Regions from separate parts of the Homo sapiens genome. Here region 1 is linked to region 2. A link is a loop called in an ENCODE intact Hi-C map of the cell type or tissue named here. Cell type or tissue: gastrocnemius medialis. All regions are shown on one strand. Each heading gives the region's core, and the rest is flanking DNA. Links, peaks and the distances in the headings are about the cores only. Region 1 overlaps NNT (nicotinamide nucleotide transhydrogenase). Region 2 overlaps NNT (nicotinamide nucleotide transhydrogenase).

Region 1 (9,128 bases), core at 1,129-9,128, 53 kb after region 2:
CTTCTGAAAAAGATGACTGTTTCTTAAAGTGGTGTTTTACATGTGTAATCCTAGGTAAAGAAGTTAAGTTGTTAATGAACAAGCCATATTCTGGTCTTAGTCTTACTATTTAGATTTTGCTGTTCCTGGATTAGCGTCAACTCAAATATTATCGACTCATTTTAGAAAAGGAAAATGTGTTATTCCAAATTCTTGGAGATTTATTAATGGGGAAATCGGATGTCTTGTTTCTCTGTGGTTTGATTTGAGGAAAGAGGTCAAGCGAAGCATTTTAACTACATCAAGTTGTATCTTTTTGGTTTCCGGTCACACTGAATAAAAACAAAAGGTCTTAAAAGAGAGGCCTTGAAGAGCAAGACCAAGTAATAAACCTGTGCCCTGGTTACTGTTTTGCTGAGTTAGCTGAGTTAGCCAGTCAGAGTACTTGTGCTGGACTGGATGCAGAATCTTAATCTCTGGCTGGAATGTCCCAGCTACTAGTAGTGGTGAAAGAAACTTAGATGATGAAATCAGGGGGCTACCTTAATTGTATTAGTGTCGGCAGTTAATTGTATTAGTGTCAGCTGCACTTTATTTCTTCCTTCCTTTGTTTCCTACACTTCCTTTCTTGTCTCACTCCTTCTCCACTCCTTCCTCCAATCTATAGTCTGTGTTTGTCAAATATATAGAATCAAAATACTATTTTGTGGTGGGACCAGCATTTCTGTGACAAGATTTTCATGTTTATTGAGAGTCTTAGATGAATTGAAGGTAGAAGATGAGAAAAGTCATTGACTTTATTTTTAAATTTTTGTATAAGAAGTCTACTTTTTAGTTACTTATTCCAATTTTTACATAGGATATTAAGCTGTGCTTTTTAAAGCCATCATTTTGCTGCTGAGAACATTTGTAGGCCTGCAAGTGAAAATGATATGTTAAACAACGTTTTATGATTTTCCTAAAAAGAAACTGTTTTCTCTATTTAGTCCAGATGTGAAAAAGTGTAATGTATTCGTAATGCCCTCTTTCACCACATAAATATTTAGGAGATGGGTGGCAATCATAATAGAGAAAGAAAAATGCCTTTCATGTCTTAATTATCCTTAGGGAAGGGAAGGATTAATTTGGCATACCTCTCTTGTTACCTGTTGATCAGCCTAGGTTAACCAGACATCTTGGAAAATCAGTCCAGTGTTAAATAGGTGGATGTGGAGTGAAGAACATCGTGACTGTAGTGTAGCTTGAAGGAAGGCAGCATCTTAAGGGAAATGTCAAAGGAAATAAGAGAGATGGGAAAAATGATCTGAAAGGAAAAAGGATAAGACAAATGAATTTTTTGTTTCTGATCTGATTAAAATTAGAATTTTATCTATGAGGACATGATATAAACTACTGTTGTAGGATGATTTCTGTGACAGTGCTTGGGAAGAGTAATTATTTGATGAAAGGTTTAAGAGAAATATTTAATTATACATATATGAATAGTTTTTCAGTTCTACATTTTTTATTGAAGTAATTGTGTGAATAGGACCAAAGCCTTTTCATGAGAGAGCTTTTCATTGCTTCACATAATTATTAACATAGTTCAAATAATTTTATAAATTTATTAATAATTTATTATGTAGGATCAGAATAAGATTATTAATTCAGTCTAGTTTCTCTATTTGTAAGTTATTTATAGTCATCTTTCTTTCATATTAAAGGTAAAATATATTAATATATTGTAGTTTTTTTTTACTATAGTATGTTGAATTTTCAACATGAACTTTGTAACAAATTATGTAAATCTTCCATTTGAATTAAATGGAAGAGGACTATTCTTGCTAAAATTATGACAGCAGATCATCATATTTTTCTGTGTGAATTTTTTTTATTGAAAGAGATTTGTAGAAACTTTGTGATTTTGCTTTGTGCGTGTGTTAGCTTTTCACAGGAGAAATGCAAATTTTCTTTACGAAGTTAGGAATATGTATATACATAGATGCTAGCTTTTTTCCTTTTTTTTTTAAAGGGCAAACGTCTGTTTGAACAAGAGATGGCTGCAGCAGTTACCTCATATTTTAATGAAATAAATCTGTATTTACAGTTTGCAGTAATTTAGTCCTTTCATCACTCTGTGGAGCTCCCACGGTGTTCATTGAGTACAGCTGCTGGGCCTCTGGAGTTAGCAGGTCTTTGTGCCTCAGGACCCCAGCATGCCTAGCATCCAGATGTGGTGACATATTCACACACATCCCCTGTGGAAATGTGCCAGTGTGGACATATGATTGTCATCAATTAGTTATACCCAAGTGGTGCCAAGAAAAATCGCATCTGTCATACAGTCTGTCTGGCTTCATGGCCCATGATTGATTTAGAGACACTCCTGTTTTCCTTTACTTTGCCCATAGTCATAATATGCTCACGAGCTAAGATTATATAATGAAGCACATGACATTTCATGACAAGAACTCATTTTAGAATGTCATGAAAGTTCACTGGCTTAGACTTTTGTTAGTGGCCAAGATATCATTTGCTTCCCAGTAGCCCAGAATGCCTGTATAGCTTACCTAACTTCTGCTTGATGTCTAAAAGGATTTTATGACAACAATCTTACGACGTAAGAGCCACAGATATTTTGTCTTTTTCCTTCCCAATTTTTGGACTGATTATATGATAGGCTTTTCATTATAAGGCAGAGATAATGTTCCCATTGAGTAATTAGGGAGGGGTAGAATATGCCTGTAATCCCAGCACTTTGGGAGGCTGAGGCAGGCAGACCAAGAGGTCAGGAGATCAAGACCATCCTAGCTAACATGGTGAAACCCCGTCTCTACTAAAAATACAAAAGATTAGCCAGGCATGGTGGCGGGCACCTGTAGTCCCAGCTACTCGGGAGGGTGAGGCAGGAGAATGGCGTGAACCCAGGAGGTGGAGCTCGCAGTGAGCCAAGATCGTGCCATTGCACTCCAGCCTGGGTGACAGAGCGAGGCTCCTTCTCAAAAAAAAAAAAAAAAAAAAAGAAAGGGGTAGAATTTTTTTATTATAATTACTGCTTGATTTTCTTTCTATAAATCATTGCTTGAATTATCACAGAAGTCATTTGAATTTATTGAACAACTTTCAACTTATTTTTTTTAATTATTATTTTGTTTTTGAGATGGAGTTTCACTCTTGTCACCCAGGCTGGAGGGCAGTGGCATGATTTCAGCTCACTGCAACCTCTGCCTCCCGGGTTCAAAGCAATTCTCCTGCCTCAGCCTGCCAAGTAGCTGGGACTACAGGCGCATACCACCACACCTGGCTAATTTTTGTATTTTTGGTAGAGACGGGGTTTCGCCACGTTGGCCAGGCTGGTCTTGAACTCCTCACCTCAAGTAAACTGCTTGCCTCAGCCTCCCAAAGTGCTGGGATTACAGGCGTGAGCCACCGCACCCGGCCTCAACTTCTTTGATTGACTAGCTGATGTTATGTATTGCTTTCATGTTAATGTTCTGCTATATCCTTCTACTAATAACTTACTGAGAAATTTATTGCTAGGTACTGAGCATACAAGGATGCGTAAGTCCAGTCCTCAAAAGTTTATAGTTATGAAGAAATCTCTATTAACAGATCAATCAATGAATGAATTCCATTTAATGTGATAGTATGCTAAGACAAGTAGAGTAGTAGTAAGAATGCAAGGAGTAGTTAGCTGTCCAGGAGATATTTTAAACTTTTTACAACCTGAAATATCTTGCATGTTTTTAAAAATAAATATTTTCATTTATTTTTTATGTACTGTCTAAACACATCTAGCTGCCTGTGGTATTTGCAGTCTAATAATGTTTTACAGTCTTGTGTAATATGGCTATAAGTTTAAATACATATTATTTTTACTTAGAAATTGATTCTTTGAAGACACTTGAAAATATAAAATATTTTGTCCATCTAACTGTCTAACTGGATTCTTTTTTTTTTTTTTTTTTTTTTGTTGGAATCTTGCTCTGTCACCTAGCTTGGAGTTCAGTGGTGTGATCTCGGCTCACTGCAACCTCCGCCTCCTAGGTTTAAGCGATTCTCCCACCTCAGCCTCCCAAGTAGCTGGGATTACAGGCATGCGCCACCACGCCTGACTAATTTTTGTATTTTTAGTGGAAATGGGATTTCATCATGTTGGCCAGGCTGGTCTCAAACTCCTGACCTCAGGTGATCTGCCCACCTTGGCTTCCCAGAGTGCTGGGATTACAGGCGTGAGCCACCACACTCAGGCAGGATTTTCCTGTTTTTCATGGATAAGTATGATTCAGATAAACAAAGTCCAGCCTTCTTGGATTTGTTATGTTTTTGGGTGGAGGAAGAGTCAAGGCTTGCAAATTGGTAAAGCAATAAAGTCATGTATTTCTGACGAGAATAGAAACTAGGCCAGTTAAAATTATCTTGTATAGTATTTGAGTAACGAAATAGACATTATTTAGCAGTTTCATGTCAGCTTTGTAATACTTTTATAAAATAAAGATACCACTATTCATATCCATAACCATTCATTGAACAAATAATTATAATATATACTACTCTTTCCTAAGCTACTGTTGTAGGTCCAGGGGATACCTCAGTGAAGACAACAGCTGAAAATTCCTGGTCTTATGGAATTTACATTAGTTAATTAATTGATTAATTAATAGGCTTCAAGATAATCTGACTTGGAGATTATAAGCCCATTTGTCTCCCAATTTCAATGCTACTTGAAACACCAGAGAACAGCTGTAACATAGGTTATTGTATCAGAGTTTCAAAGTTATAGCTGCCACTATTTGGCCTTGAATTAGCCAGCGCTTTTGGTTTTCTCAAAGAATGTGGTGTGTTTCTTTGCACTTTGCATTGGGGCTGCCTTCTCGAAAAACATGGTGGCAGGATAGTGGGTATGGGTTATTCGTGTAACTGGTCAAATGAGTGAAACTTTGATGGAAGAGAGGAAAACCAAAGAAAGTATGTGCATTCACTCACATCTATGTTCAACCTATTGTGTGGAGTTGCTAGTAATCTCCCAGATCAAAGGTGTCTGTTATGCTCCTAGAAAGTGGCCACCTTCATCCCAGATTGGCTTTATCTTGTCCACAGCATATTGGTATGGTGGAAAGAACAGAAGACTGCATTAAAGCCTGTGCTTTAGGTGCTTTGTAAAGCCTCTTTTGGTCATACCACTCTAGGATGCATTCCTTATAAACTCTTGTCACAGGCATTCCTGTGATCTGAGGAAAAAACTTTCACTGTTGATGAAATCATTGTCACTGACCATCAGGGTGATTTTTGGCTTCTGGTTTTAGTATTAGTTACAGGAAACTCTTTGAGCTGAGTTTTTACAATGAAGTTCATGTGAACAAATAAATAAGGATCTTGCTTATAAATAATTTTCATTTTATTGAGCTCATTAGCCATTGCATTCCAGCAGCCATTTAATAGCATCATAAAAATTATTCAGACAGAAAGATGAAATTATGTATAATTTTAACTAAATCTCTATAATATGCCAGAATGTAATATTCAAGAGTTAGTTGCAAATTGAATTTTTTTTTTCTGGTATCATTCTTCATAATCTTGTTGCCTATTTTAAAATCAAAACAGTGTCAGTAGTCATACAGTTTCTATTCTGGGCCTGGTAGTTGGATTTGGTTAAGCGATGGGAAAGCCAGATTTGGGCACAATCTATAATTACTCTCCTCAGGATGGAAAAGGTAGTTTTGGGACATGGTTTTATAGAGGACTGCGTTGATGTTTGCACCAGACCATCTGAGCTGATCCTTCTTAGGTGACAGCTCATCTCTTTGGGTGGCCTCAGTGTCACAGGCCACATGTACAGATGGAAAATGTGACTGTAGCCTGTCAAATATTTCCTGATTCACATTCATAAGACAAGGTCTATTATTCTGCATTAGAAAAATTGTTCCCCTGAGATATTTTCGTAAGCTTTCTTTCATAATTTTTTTTTTTTTTTTCTGAAGAAGGGAAGGCCATGGATGAACAACAGAATTCAGAAACAGAGTAGCAGTTCAGCCCTTATTTGCCTTCAAAAAAAGAAAAGTACAAAGTGTTCTCTAATTCTGGCTTTTAGAAAGTTCTAGGAAGTTAAATGAACACTTTTTTTTCACTATGAATTATATGAGTGAATTCATCAGAACGGCTGCTTCTAAGAAGGATTTTGGTGGTTTTAGAAAGGTAGGTGTTTATTCCTTTGCCTGGGAAGCCTCACCAGAGATGTTGACTCTACAACCCATCTCATTCGTTAGTTTTTGTGGACAGCAGTTGCCTCATCGGGAATTTTTTTTTTTCACTTCCTTACCATGTTTCCCTTCGGATGGATAGACTAGCCCGACCCAGTTGGTCCAGGCCTTTTCACTACCAAGGATAATTTATCTAACAGGAACAATTACCCTGCTGACACCATGATTTGGAAATTTTTATTCAGAACTGATTCACTAAAATGATTGCTTAAAAAAAAAACCTTTTCCTTGTAGTTTTAATAAGTATGATTTATAACTGTCACCAGAAGTTCTGATCAGCATGTGATAAACCAAAGAAACTTGCCTTTTCAGGGAGTCTATCATATTTTTCACAGGTGAAATGCATAATTAAATGTAAAAAAATACTGAATATAGTAATGAATCATTTGATTACCTCCAGAGACCCTCCTCAGAATGTAACACTGCCACATACAAACAAAATTCCAAAGGTCCTTGAGCTATAGCCCATACTACGGACTTTTTATTGTATCCACAGTGGAATTTCCAGCCTGTTTTTGGGACAAAACAGTGTGCAAACATTTTTGGTATAATTTCTAAATGAAGAGTTCCTACCTTAAGAAGCAGTTGGATTGGAAGATCTTTAAGTTCTATTTAAACCATTAAGGTTTTATAGATTTATAAATATTTATAGTTTTAAAACAGGAGAAGTTAGTAGATGTTTAACAAATGAGCCTTCTTTTTATTTTCTGTTTATGTATTTTGCCTAATTTGTCAACCTCCTAGAAGGTTATCATTAACATATTTAGAAAAATTGTGGGATGATAGTATTGGGAAGGCAGAATTCCAAAATGCTATCAGTGTACATTGCCCTATATCCAGCTTGATTTTAAAATGTAAAACAGAGTAAAATAAGGGAAAGTAACTGAACATTTGGAGTATGGACATAAATTTTGCATGGTGACTCACAAAACATGTAAGCAAATAGTTGAAGGTTGTAAAGAGCTTATTTTTTTTAAAAAAATCTGTTGATCCTTGTCACTATTTATAATAGCAAGAAGCTGAAAAATGGAAAAAGCACTCTAAATAGTTTAGAAAGGGGCCCAATTGTACTTACAGTTTCTTTGTGTAACTGTTGAATTGGGATGCTTGATTTAATTAAACATTCTTAATAGTTTATTGCTGAACTAGGTCTGGATATTTCCATAATACAAGAAGCAAAACATAGTTTATTTGAACAGTTGTGGTAGGACCCATGTGGTGAATGTTTTATATTCTTCAATAGCCTCACATGCCCAAGAAAACTGCTGCTGTGTACTCTGGTAGGACATATTGTCTCCATGGTCTGTGATCATGGAAACTTCTGTTGTTGTGTCCCCTTTAAAACATGTGGTATCTGAAATCTAATGTGAAGTTGTGAAAAACTCTAAAGAATGAGGTTCATGTCACCATATATTATAAAAGAGGCTTTTAAAAAATAGTACTTTTTGAATTGCTTCTTCTTCATATTTTACCAAGTATACTCAGTATTCGTGAATAGTTCTTGTATACACTTATATTAGTTTTTATTCTTCCTTGGTTAATTTAAAAGGTTCTGAAGATCAGGTTGTTTCATTTGAGTAGATTATTCTACTTTTTTTGAACTGTGCCTGGGTCTATTCTTAATTGATGACTGAAGCCTGAGCTTTTTTATTATCTAATGTTCCATGAAAGGCTCTATTGTTTTCATATTTGAGAGAGGAAAATAACAAATACTGTTGAATTTTTTTTTTTTTTGCTTCAAGATATTGAAGAGATTATCCTAATTTGATGACATTTGTTGTATCTGTCAACCAAGGAAACAACATTTTTGCCTAATCATATCTGTTAAATGGTTAAAAATGGCCTTTTGAAATTTGACTGTATCAAAATAAATGTGTATTTGAATGTTAGTTTTGTTCAAGTTTCCAGGGAGCCCAACGTTTATAATTATTGGCCTCAATCTAGATTGACTATACAGTTTTTTAGTATTTTTGATGTAGCTGCAAATACAAATAATTTCTGGCTTTTATTGGACTTTATTGATTTTTACTGGCATTACAAGATAAAAATTAGAAAAGCAACCCAGTAAGTGTTGACATTAAATCAACATTTGTTTTAATGTGAAAATGTATGCTTCTTTGTATTAAGTGATTATTAAAAATATGCATTTATTTGAAAAACAGATGAACATTTATATTATTATACAAAAATGTATTTGAACAGGATAATTGCTGTGTACATTTATTGAACAATTGTGTCTGCCAGGTGTTGGCCTAAAGCACTTTGTATGAAAAGCTTTTTATACAAACTACATCACTTAAATCCCTCAGTAGTCCTCTGAGGAGATTTTATTATCAATCCCATGGTACACATGAAAGAATGGAGGTACACAGAAGTAAATTGTTCAAATGCTTTGAACCTGGCAGTGGCAATCTAGAACTCTTAACTGCTACCCTATACTGCTTTTCTAAATCCTTTCTCTAAAAAGAGACATAGATAGTGTATAAATCAGTATACTTTATTGGGCACACTGTGTTGTTTAAAACCCCTTCTCTCCTTCTCTCTCTTGAATGGAGTCCTTGCAATAGAGTGGCAGGAACTGGTAAATAAGACATGGTTTGTTCCTATTCTCAAGGAACTCTTAGGAGAGCACAGTCATGTCAACCAGTTATGTTATTGTATAGTAAGAAGTAGATGCATAAAGGAAGAATTCTGAAAGCCTGCAAGATCTTTCTATGACCTCATTTTAGTTATTTTCCTCTGTAGAATCTTGTCATGGTCAGGGATAGCTCATTCTTTTTTAAGCATATACATAATAAAAGATAATGTTCATAGTTGAAAGAGAAGAACTAAAAGGTTGGTAGGCTTTGCATGTTGAAATTCTGGATATTCTTCATGTGATGATGGAATATCGATGAGCTTTGGCCATCA
Region 2 (9,892 bases), core at 1,893-9,892:
TATACTGTGTATTTCTTTAATGCAGACATATACACATTTTCCTAGATTGTCTTTAAAGAGAAGTTTGATTAAAATTCTTCTTCATTTCAGAAGACACTAGACACTGGATTTTATTAAATGTCAGTCGAGTACAGTTAATATGTGTTTTAATAATTTTTGAGGTTGAAAAATGTAGTCATTTATTATCAGCTGAGGGTACTGGAGGAATAATACTACTGTTAATCTTGAACATAGAATGATCAAAAAAGAAAAAAGCAACCATTCAAAGTTGGAAGAATGTGACTTTTCAGAGTAAAGAATGTTCCATAGAATATGGTTAATAGTCTTTATCTAGAGTTAAAGTGATATACTGATAAAAAGCTGTCCTGCTGAAATGAGAAAATAAGGCATTTCCAAAGTAACCAGGACACAAACCAAGGATAGCTAGAGTTAAGCATGCCATTGATCCTGTCATTTTATTTTTACTGTTTGTTGATGTGAAGTTTTCTCAAGACCTCCAAGCCCATAGAAAGCCGGTCGTTTAAGTTTTCATTGTAGTGGACAGTAGTATTAAAATGGAAATGTATGTATTTGACTTAAAGGTGATTTGAAACTTGGTGGTGGGTGAACTACTGAGAATTTAGTATATTGATGTCATTTTTTAGATTGTGTACAGAATCAACAGCTAGAATATGGCTGTTGCTTATATTAGAAAAATACAAAAACTCAATTTTTCTTTATAATTTATTAAGTTTGTTATACGGGTATCTCAAGTGTACAATGAAGAAAGATGTGGCTGAAGTGATTTAATACTTTTCTAAGAATTATAGCTCATTAGTTACTCTAGTCACTATTTTGAGATGGGTTTGGTTTCATATTATAAATATGAAATCCAAATGTATTGGAAAACATACTTGATTTTAAATTCTTGTTGGAAGATTGAGTGGTATGTATTTTCAGTTAAATATCCTAAAAACTTACAGACAGCTCATTGCCCAATGGTATTTAAATGGTCTGATTTTTGAATTCTTTCAAACAATAACTAGGAGATACCCCTCTTAGCAATAGTGATTATCTTGCCTAATGCTTGTATCACAAAGTTTAAATATATAAAATCCTTGCTTTCTTTCCTATCATAAAATAGTACATGATTATTCTTCCAATTCGGAAAAATGTGAAAAAGCACAAGAACAGAAAATAAAATACCTTAAAGTCTCACTGCCTAGAGATTTTTTTTATGTGTTTCCTCATCTACACATTAATTAAAAATGTAATTTTACTGTTCCATTTATCTTTTTTCAATTAACAGTAGATCATGAAGATCTTTCCTTACCTATAAATATTTTTAGTGGCTGCAGAAGATTCCATTGTATAGAGAAGTACAGCAATTTATTTAACTAGGCCTCATTTTTTGCTATATTTAAACAATACTCTGTAGGTCAATATACATATACATGTACATACAGTAAGCCCTCTATCCATGTTCTATTATCTGTGGGTTCAACCAGATCAAAAATATTCAGAAAAAATGATTGTGTTTGTACTGAGCTAGTACCAATTTCATTTTTCTTGTCATTATTCTCTAAACAATATGGTATAACAACTATTTACATAACATTTACATTTATTAGGCATTATAAATAATCTAGAGATGATTTAAACTATTTGGGAAGATGTATGTAGGCTACGTGCAAATACTACACTGTCTTTTATAAGGGGCTTGATCATCCGTGGATTTTGATATCTCAGGGGGATCATGGAACCAATTCCCCATGGATACTGAGGGATGACTTTATATCTGAGAACATACATTTATGGAGATATCTCATTATTTCCTTAGATAAATTCTAAGGAAATATTGGAATCAAAAGATATACACATTTTAAATGCTAATATGTTATAATGTTTTTAAATTATGAGATTATTTTATGGGCAAAGATATAACTACAAAGATTTAGAAATAGCTTATATTTCTAATGATGCATATTCATTATTGAAAAATAGAGAGAAACATAAGGATGAAAGTGAAAATACCTTTTATTATTCTATCAGCCAGATATAATTGCTAGTGATATTTTGGTGTAATTTCTTATAGAAATTATATATATATAACTTTAGAACAAAATTTGGATTATTTTATATACATATATGTATGTGTATATATATGTATATGTGTATATATAATATATATGTCTGTGTATACACACATATACACACATATATGTATGTGTGTATATATATAACATATAAATACAAATATAACATTTTGAATTCATCTAATTCTTATTAATATTGGTAGACAATTCTGAAGCTTTTTAAAGAACTATATCCCTATGGCTGCCACAAATGGAACACCAACTCAGATTGGCTTAAACCATTAGAAAATGTATTATTTCTTCTAACTGAGAATCCAGGGGAATGACTTCCTTTTCACATTAGAGTGAGATGCTCCTCCGTGCTATCAAGGACCAGTTTCTGTCACTCCTCTCTGCTGTCCTTGGCTTTGTCTTCCTCCTAAGGCTGATTCCACTTGTGGTTGCAACTTTACCTCCAGGGGGCAATCTGGGCTACCAGATTCCTTGCTCAAGCCAGCAGAGGGAGAACCTCTTGCTCAACCATGGACTGTATGTCCTACCCTTTATGCATACTCTTGAACATGATGGTTGCTAGGGATTTATTGGCTCAGATCACGGTTTCCCAAACTTCCCTGATGACAAGGATGAACTGCAGCTCTTGCTAAAAATAATATAGTGTCTGGCCTGCTTGCTGGAGATTATAATTCACTGGGTCTGGGAAGGGGCCTGGGAATTTGAATTTTTAACAAGTACCCTGAGTGATTATTGTCATTAGGGGGGTTTGAGATTTACCATAGTGGAATGGATATTGATGAGTTACATGCACGTCCACCACAGAACTGAGGTGTTTGTTGGCTGTGGTTTTCCAACCAGGAGACAGTACTTGGGTAGCATTTATTTATTTATTTAAAACTGAATTTATTTTTATATAATTTAAATGTGTTGGCTTTTCATATTTTACCCTTTACTACTATTTATAGGTTACTTTTTGCAAACACAATTTAATAAGGACTGGTTGGGGGGTAAAAATCACTTTATTAGAATAATTTTACATATAAAGAGTTATTTTTGTGGGAAAGGTCTCTAGTAAGAACAAATTCAGAATATTTACAAGTGAAAAACCTCATCCTGAGTGATTTGAATGATATCAAATCCTGATGTATATGAGGTATCACATCATCATCCACATCGGGGTCATAAGGAACATAATTGATTACTGGAGTTGGCAATTGTGAAATCGCTTTTGCAACTTAACTAAGTAGAAGTTGGAATTCTCAGTAGTTTTTTTTCTTTCAGAAAAGAATATTCTCATAAATATGTTACTTGCCTTTAGAAAAAAATTGGAACAATTAAGTACGAAATCAAAGGGACTGTTGACTTTTGAATATATAGTTTGTTGTTCTTAAAAAGGTATATGTAAATGATGATCTTGACTTCTTTATTAGGGCCTGAAATAACTACTCTTTCCACTTTAACAATCACCCTAGAGCTGCAGCTTTGGAACAGTTCAAGTCTCTTGGTGCTGAGCCCTTGGAGGTGGACTTGAAGGAATCTGGTGAGGGACAAGGAGGATATGCAAAAGAGATGTCCAAAGAGTTCATTGAAGCTGAAATGAAACTCTTTGCTCAACAATGCAAGGAGGTAGACATCCTTATCAGCACAGCACTTATTCCAGGTATGCCATTAAGTAAACGGTTATTTTAAAAGCACTTTTACTCTTTTTTTTTAAAAAAAAGCGAGAGTGAATGATTGCTTAACATTTGAATTTCTTTAAGGAAGGATCTAGTACTTTCTATTATAAAAGTACTAGAAAACGAGAAAATATATGACAAAATTCATAGTCATTAATAATTTCCTTCAAGTATTTTTTCTGTGAAAAAATTTTTTTTTTGAGATGAAGTCTTGCTCTTGTTGCCCAGGCTGGAGTGCGGTGGCATGGTCTCAGCTCACTGCAACCTCCGTCTCCTGGGTTCAGGCGATTCTTCTGCCTCAGCCTCCCAAGTAACTGGGATTACAGGTGTCCACCACCACGTCTGGTTAATCTTTATGTTTTTAGTAGAGTCGGGGTTTTGCCATGTTGGCCAGGCTGGTCTCAAACTCCTGACCTCAGGTGATCCGCCCGCCTTGGTCTCCCAAAGTGCTGGGATTACAGGCGTGAGTTACCACGCCTAGCCCTTTTGTGAATTTTTATATAAATTCATAGATTATACTGTGTGTACAATGTTTTTTTTTTTTTCCGAAGAATAAAACGCCATTTATTTAGAAAAGATTATTATTACTATTATTTTCTCTGCAACTTAAACAACTTCAATAGCTTTTGGGGAGCAGGTGGTGTTTGGTTGCATAGAAAAGTTCTTTAGTGGTGATTTCTGAGATTTTGGTGCACCTGTCACCTGAGCAGTATACACTGTACACAATGTTTAGTCTTTTATCCCTCACCCCCCCTCCCACTCTTAACCCCTGAGTCCCCAAAGCCCATTATATCATAGCTTAGCTTCCACTTTTAACAATGTTTAGTTTTTAATTCCTGAGTTACTTCACTTAGAATAATGGTCTCTAACTCCATCCAAGTTTCTGTGAATGCCATTATTTTGTTCCTTTTTGTGGCTGAGTGGTATTCCATGGTGTGTGTATATATGTATATGTATGTTTATCTACTCGTTGGTTGATGCGCATTTAGGCTGGTTTCATATTTTTGCAACTGTGAATTGTGCTGCTATAAACATGTGTATGCAATGTCTTTTCTATATAATGACTTCTTTTCCTCTGGGTAGATACCAAGTAGTGAGACTGCTGAATCAAATGGTAGTTCTACTTTAGTTCTTTAAGGAATCTCCATGCTGCTTTCCATAGTGGTTGTACTAGTTTACATTCCCACTAGCAGTGTAAAAGTGTTCCCTTTTCACTACATCCATGCCAACATCAGTTATTTTTTGATTTTTAAATTATGGCCATTCTTGCAGGAGTAAGGTGGTATCTCATTGTAGTTTTGATTTGCATTTCCATGATCATTAGTGATGTTGAGCATTTTTTCATATGTTCGTTGGCCATTTGTATATCTTCTTTTGATAATTGTCTATTCATGTCCTTTGTCCACTTTTTGATGGGATTATTTATTTTTTTCTTGCTGATTTGTTTGAGTTCCTTGTAGATTCTGGATATTAGTCATTTGTCAGATGCATAGTTTGTGAAAATTTTCTCCCATCCTGGGTTGTCTGTTTACTCTGATTATTTCTTTTACTGTGCAAAAGCTTTTTAGTTTAACTAAGTGCCATCTATTTGTCTTGGTTTTTGTTACATTTGCTTTCTGGTTCTTGGTCATGAACTCTTTGCCCAAGCCAGTGTCTAGAAGAGTTTTTCTGATGTTATGTTCTAGAATTTTTATCGTTTCAGGTCTTAGATTTAAGTGTTTGATCCATTTTTGAGTTAATTTTTGTATAAGGTGAGGGGTGAGGATCCAGCTTCATTCTTCTGCATGTGGCTTGCCAATTATCCCAGCACCATTGCTTGATGTATGTACAATATTATATTCATAAGCAGGTTCCTCTGCTCAAACCCTTGATAAATTGATTGTTAATTTATTTACATTTTCTTTGTTAAGATACTACCTTCTCCTTGTAGGAAATTCAAACTGTGGTGATAAATAAGAAAAAAAATACAGATCATTTGAAGTTCTACCAGAGAGATGACTGTTATTAATATTTTGATCATATTTTTCTATATATGTGAGAGAGAGGGGACTTTGTATGTATATGTATTTATGGAATTTTCAGTGTATATTTTTACTTATGGGAATGACCCTTTGTCAGTTTTAAATTATTTCCTTTGACATGTTTTCAGCCAAATTGTGAGCTTTTTGATGGTAGGAATTACTTTCTAGTCCCTTTACAAATCTCCTTCTAAAGAGTATTTTGTACTCAGTGCATGACTGATGTCAAACCAATAAGTGTTTATTAATCAGTAAGCAGTAGCTTGATCTAACAAGATTTGGGAGTGAAGAAACTGTCCACCTTTTATAGTCTCACCTCTTCTCTTCACCTATCCTTTCCTTTTGTTATTGAATAATGAATACCATACTGACTCTAATTTTTTCCTTTCTGAAAGAAAGTGGGTCATATAATGAGAGCTTAAAGGGTTCTTGGTTGCTTATGTTAGATCCTAGTGAAGGAGCCTCACTTTCTCTGAGGTGCTGTGGAGAATTAGAATTTGCTTTGTCATGAGGCTATGAAAGAGGAGAAACTCTCCTCCAGTAGCTTCCCCCACAACAAAAAACCTGGCTAATATAAACCCAAGGACAAAGAATTGATTGGCATCAGATCTGTGAGCTTGTTGGGGAAAACAAGCCTTCCAAATGTGTTTTTCTTTCTGTCCTCTGTTAACCCAGGTGATAGGTGAGCTCGTCTCTCCAGATAACCGCATCCCCCCAGAGCGGCTAGATGAAGCAGACAGGTAGGAGTCTGATATGGGGGTTTCGGCAGGGCTCAGGCAATGGGAGCATCTGTAAGTGTAGGAATGAGGCCTGTGGTTGGTTTCTGGAGGTGCATGCAGATCAGACAAACCCCGGACCCAGGATAGTGTTTGTGAAATCTGTCAGTGAAGACATAACTCAGGCACAAGCAGTGTCAGGAGAGCACTTCAGGATTCATCCTTTCCTTGTGTGGCAGTGGCTCCTGGCTCAGCTGTTTCACAGGTGGTTCTGAGGAAGGAATGGGGTGACATATGCTGCAGCCACCATCTGACCTCTGAGAGGCAGCTGCGCATTAGCGGGGAAGTTATGAGAGGATTAGATGTAACAAGTGGCCAGTAGAGGGTGCTAAAACATTTACTCATGGAGTAAGCCATGTGGATAGGAAGCTAGTTTTATTTAGTCAACTCATACTCTAAAGAGCTAGGGATAATTTGAATAGAGTATATAGATTTATTATTGATTACAGAGCTAGATGTCAGTGATAGTACTCAAGATTTATTTTATAAACACATACTGACTTTCAGGGCCTTCCCCTCTCCCCATAATATTTTATTTTTTATAAGTAGTTTATAGTTAGCATACTTTAGTAAAAGGTCAGACTGTATGACAGTCTTGAAGACTAGTTGAAGAAGTTTTATTAATCTGTTCCACTAAGCCTTTCTTGTTTTCTGAAGCCACGATCTGAAGATTAATGTGAACATTAAATTTACAGAAAGTCCTTGATCAGTACCTCAGCCCAGAGCTCACCCTCAAAAGGCTGGCTGAAAAAGGCCTTCAGTTTCTTTTGGGAAAAAAAAAAAAAAAAAAAGGGAAGAAAGAAAAAAGTGAATTAGAATATTATATGGAAGAAGGTGATTTTTCTAAAGATCTTTCCTATCTCTGGGGCACTGAAAACGGAAAGCATGAGCATTTAACAAAAATGACTGAAAGAGTACATGAAGGTACAAATGCCCTTTGGAAAACAATATCCTTGGCATTATACCTTTACTGGTTTATGTCCTGAGCCTTTGCCTGGGTCCCCTGATGATGTATCTGACTCTTGAATGACCCTCAGAGCAGAAATTGTTCTGAAGTTTTCCTTGAGTGGATTCAAAGGGGATTAAGTCAAATGTCAGAAATTCTCTAAGCTAAGATTTATAGACTGAGATCCCTGGAAGGCTGGACTGAAGGCCTGGTGTGGATAAGAATGTTGAGAGGCAGACACAGGTAAGTAACTAGTTTCAGGGAGCAACTTTACGGAGTTAGTAAATTTTTATTGTCCTAGGTATACGTCACTTGGTGGTCTTGAAAAAACAATGAACTTGTACTTACGTAGATTGTATGTGGAATGAGATAGTTCTGTAGCTAGCTAGTTGTTATGCTGCCTGATATCTTAAACCGTCATCTCACCCCCCTATTGGGTTGAGTGATGGGTTAAAGGTGAGAATTTCACTTAATGCAGGTAACTTGAGGATGGGGCCAAGCTGACAGCCCCGCTTTGTGGTGCTGTGCACACAAAGAAAAGCTCTCTACTTTCCTGTCCAGCTCGTTGACCTTTGGGGCTACCATTAAAAAGTAAGGCAGCCCTGCTGTCTGGTAATGTTCAGGCTGTGCTCATAATCTTTTCTGCTAAGCCTTTTGAGACACAGGATTTTTTAGCATCCCTAGTGATCTGAAACCCTTTTAGAGAAACTTTTCATAGACATAGAATAGTTAATCAGGAAGGGACTGAATCAGGTTGAAAATCTGATAAGTACGTTGGGGAGGGGAGTATGGTGTGGGGTGAGAAGGAATCATGGTGATTTTGCACTGACTGTGTCTTGGGCAAATTTCACCTAAGTTCCAATGAGAATGAAGAGAACTATGGAGCACATGCTAAGTCCTATACCTTCCCAGCTCTCCCGTTTCCCACCTCAGGTCTAGTCCTTACTAATTTAGGGGAACCATAGCTATTCTAAGGCCTGGGTTTTTGTTTAGCAATGATGACAGTAGCTTGGGCGACTTGGGTTCCCAGCATCATTAGATGAAACAAGCCATCTAAACTGAACAGAGTTGGATCATAGTCTCCCACTCCCCAATTACCTGTGGTATAAAGTTTGCATTCCTTGGAGGTATTTCTTGGCTTTCATTATCTGGTCCTGATTTAGCTTTTGGGTCTGGTGTTAAACTAATATCTTATTCTCTGGGCCTGATTTCAGCCATGTTGACTGCTATTATCTCCTCAAATGGGCCAAGATACTTTTTTGCCTTTGCACATATTGCTCCTTCTCTTTGGAATACTATCCTTGCCCTTCCCTGCTTTTTGAAATCCTACTCAACTCAATTACTACATCCTCCATAGTTTCTATTGCCTCCTGCTCAGCAGTAGTGTTCTTTTTTCTTTTTTCTGCACTCAAAGAACTTTGCTTGTTCTTCCTATTACAGCAGTGCTTAGTCCCATCATTCCTCAGTTATCTTGTCTCCCAGTGAGTGCAGCAGGAGTCTTTGATTTATGCCAGCGCTTGGCATAGTGGTTTGTACACAATGGTGGCTTAGCAAATGTTGCTGAACTAATAATTCTGGATACCTTCCTTAGGTCTTGGTTGGTACAGTTCCTTTCATTTTTTTCAGTGCTGTCCCCAAATTCTTATAGAACACTCTGTTGGTTCACTTTTGGATAGGAACATTGCAGAGGCTAATTTAAGCTTGGGAACTTAACTTTCTTAAATTATTCAAAACTGGAACACATGCCCAGTCTGCAGTTTGAGGTGGCTGGCTAGCTAGACCTCTCAGGAGATAGAATTAGGAAGTAGTGGAAGGGCTGTTTGGGAATTAGAAAGTGTCCTGTCAGAGAGGAAGGAACATATTCATTGCTTGATTGTAAATTAAAATACCTTATGCCATATGTACTTGTGTCTCTTTTTAGGCACAATCCAGATTAGGGTGGCCATACTTTTTGTTTTTATCTATACTTGTTAGGATCTGTAAAATACACCCCTCAAAGGATGTGGACTTCTGTGGTAATTTTCCATGTCTCTGGAGAATTGGGTGGGAGGTGTTTTCCTCCAATATGCAAGTTCCTTACATATATGAACCTGAGATGTTGCTTTGTTCTCCATCTGTCTTGTTAAATTTATCTTTCATATGGAGTGGAAATATAGCGCAAAAGAATGACTTTCCATAGTAATTGTTGAAACCTGTGCTTTCGGGCAAGAGAGTGATTGATACAAGAATAACTATACTCTCTAGTTGTGTAATTCCACAAAGAAATATTGTTTTTGATGACTAAAGTTTTTCCCAAAAGTAAGGATTTATTATTCATTTTCTTATTCTGTATGCATTATGATCATAAAGGACAAAACTATATGCTATAGATCAGTTATTCCCAATTCTTTTATATTACTTTTTTTGT

Evidence for each region. A loop is a pair of places that touch in the nucleus more often than their neighbours do. Peaks named below come from ENCODE experiments on the same cell type or tissue, not always from the same donor. Only the 100,000 strongest peaks of a DNase experiment are listed, where the experiment ranks them.
Region 1: it touches region 2 in a loop (2.1-fold over the local background); 5 of 110 quality-filtered maps call a loop at or near these places.

The regions. Positions count from the first base shown.
Region 1 is chr5:43,678,301-43,687,428 of GRCh38, forward strand. All of the region lies in intron 19 of NNT (nicotinamide nucleotide transhydrogenase), which reads left to right. Among named protein-coding and RNA genes, the nearest start is that of NNT-AS1, 80 kb to the left of the region's middle. RefSeq lists enhancers at 2,692-2,861, 5,293-5,462. In gastrocnemius medialis, for the core only: no CTCF peak of the experiment used is centred there; a DNase peak (open chromatin) is centred at 5,771; H3K27ac peaks cover 5,812 bases.
Region 2 is chr5:43,624,659-43,634,550 of GRCh38, forward strand. NNT (nicotinamide nucleotide transhydrogenase) reads left to right here. Exons shown (of 22, transcript NM_182977.3): 7 at 3,542-3,729. Among named protein-coding and RNA genes, the nearest start is that of NNT-AS1, 26 kb to the left of the region's middle. RefSeq lists an enhancer at 6,629-6,923. In gastrocnemius medialis, for the core only: CTCF peaks have their summits at 2,537 (motif pointing right) and 6,854 (motif pointing right); DNase peaks (open chromatin) are centred at 2,583 and 6,763; H3K27ac peaks cover 6,168 bases.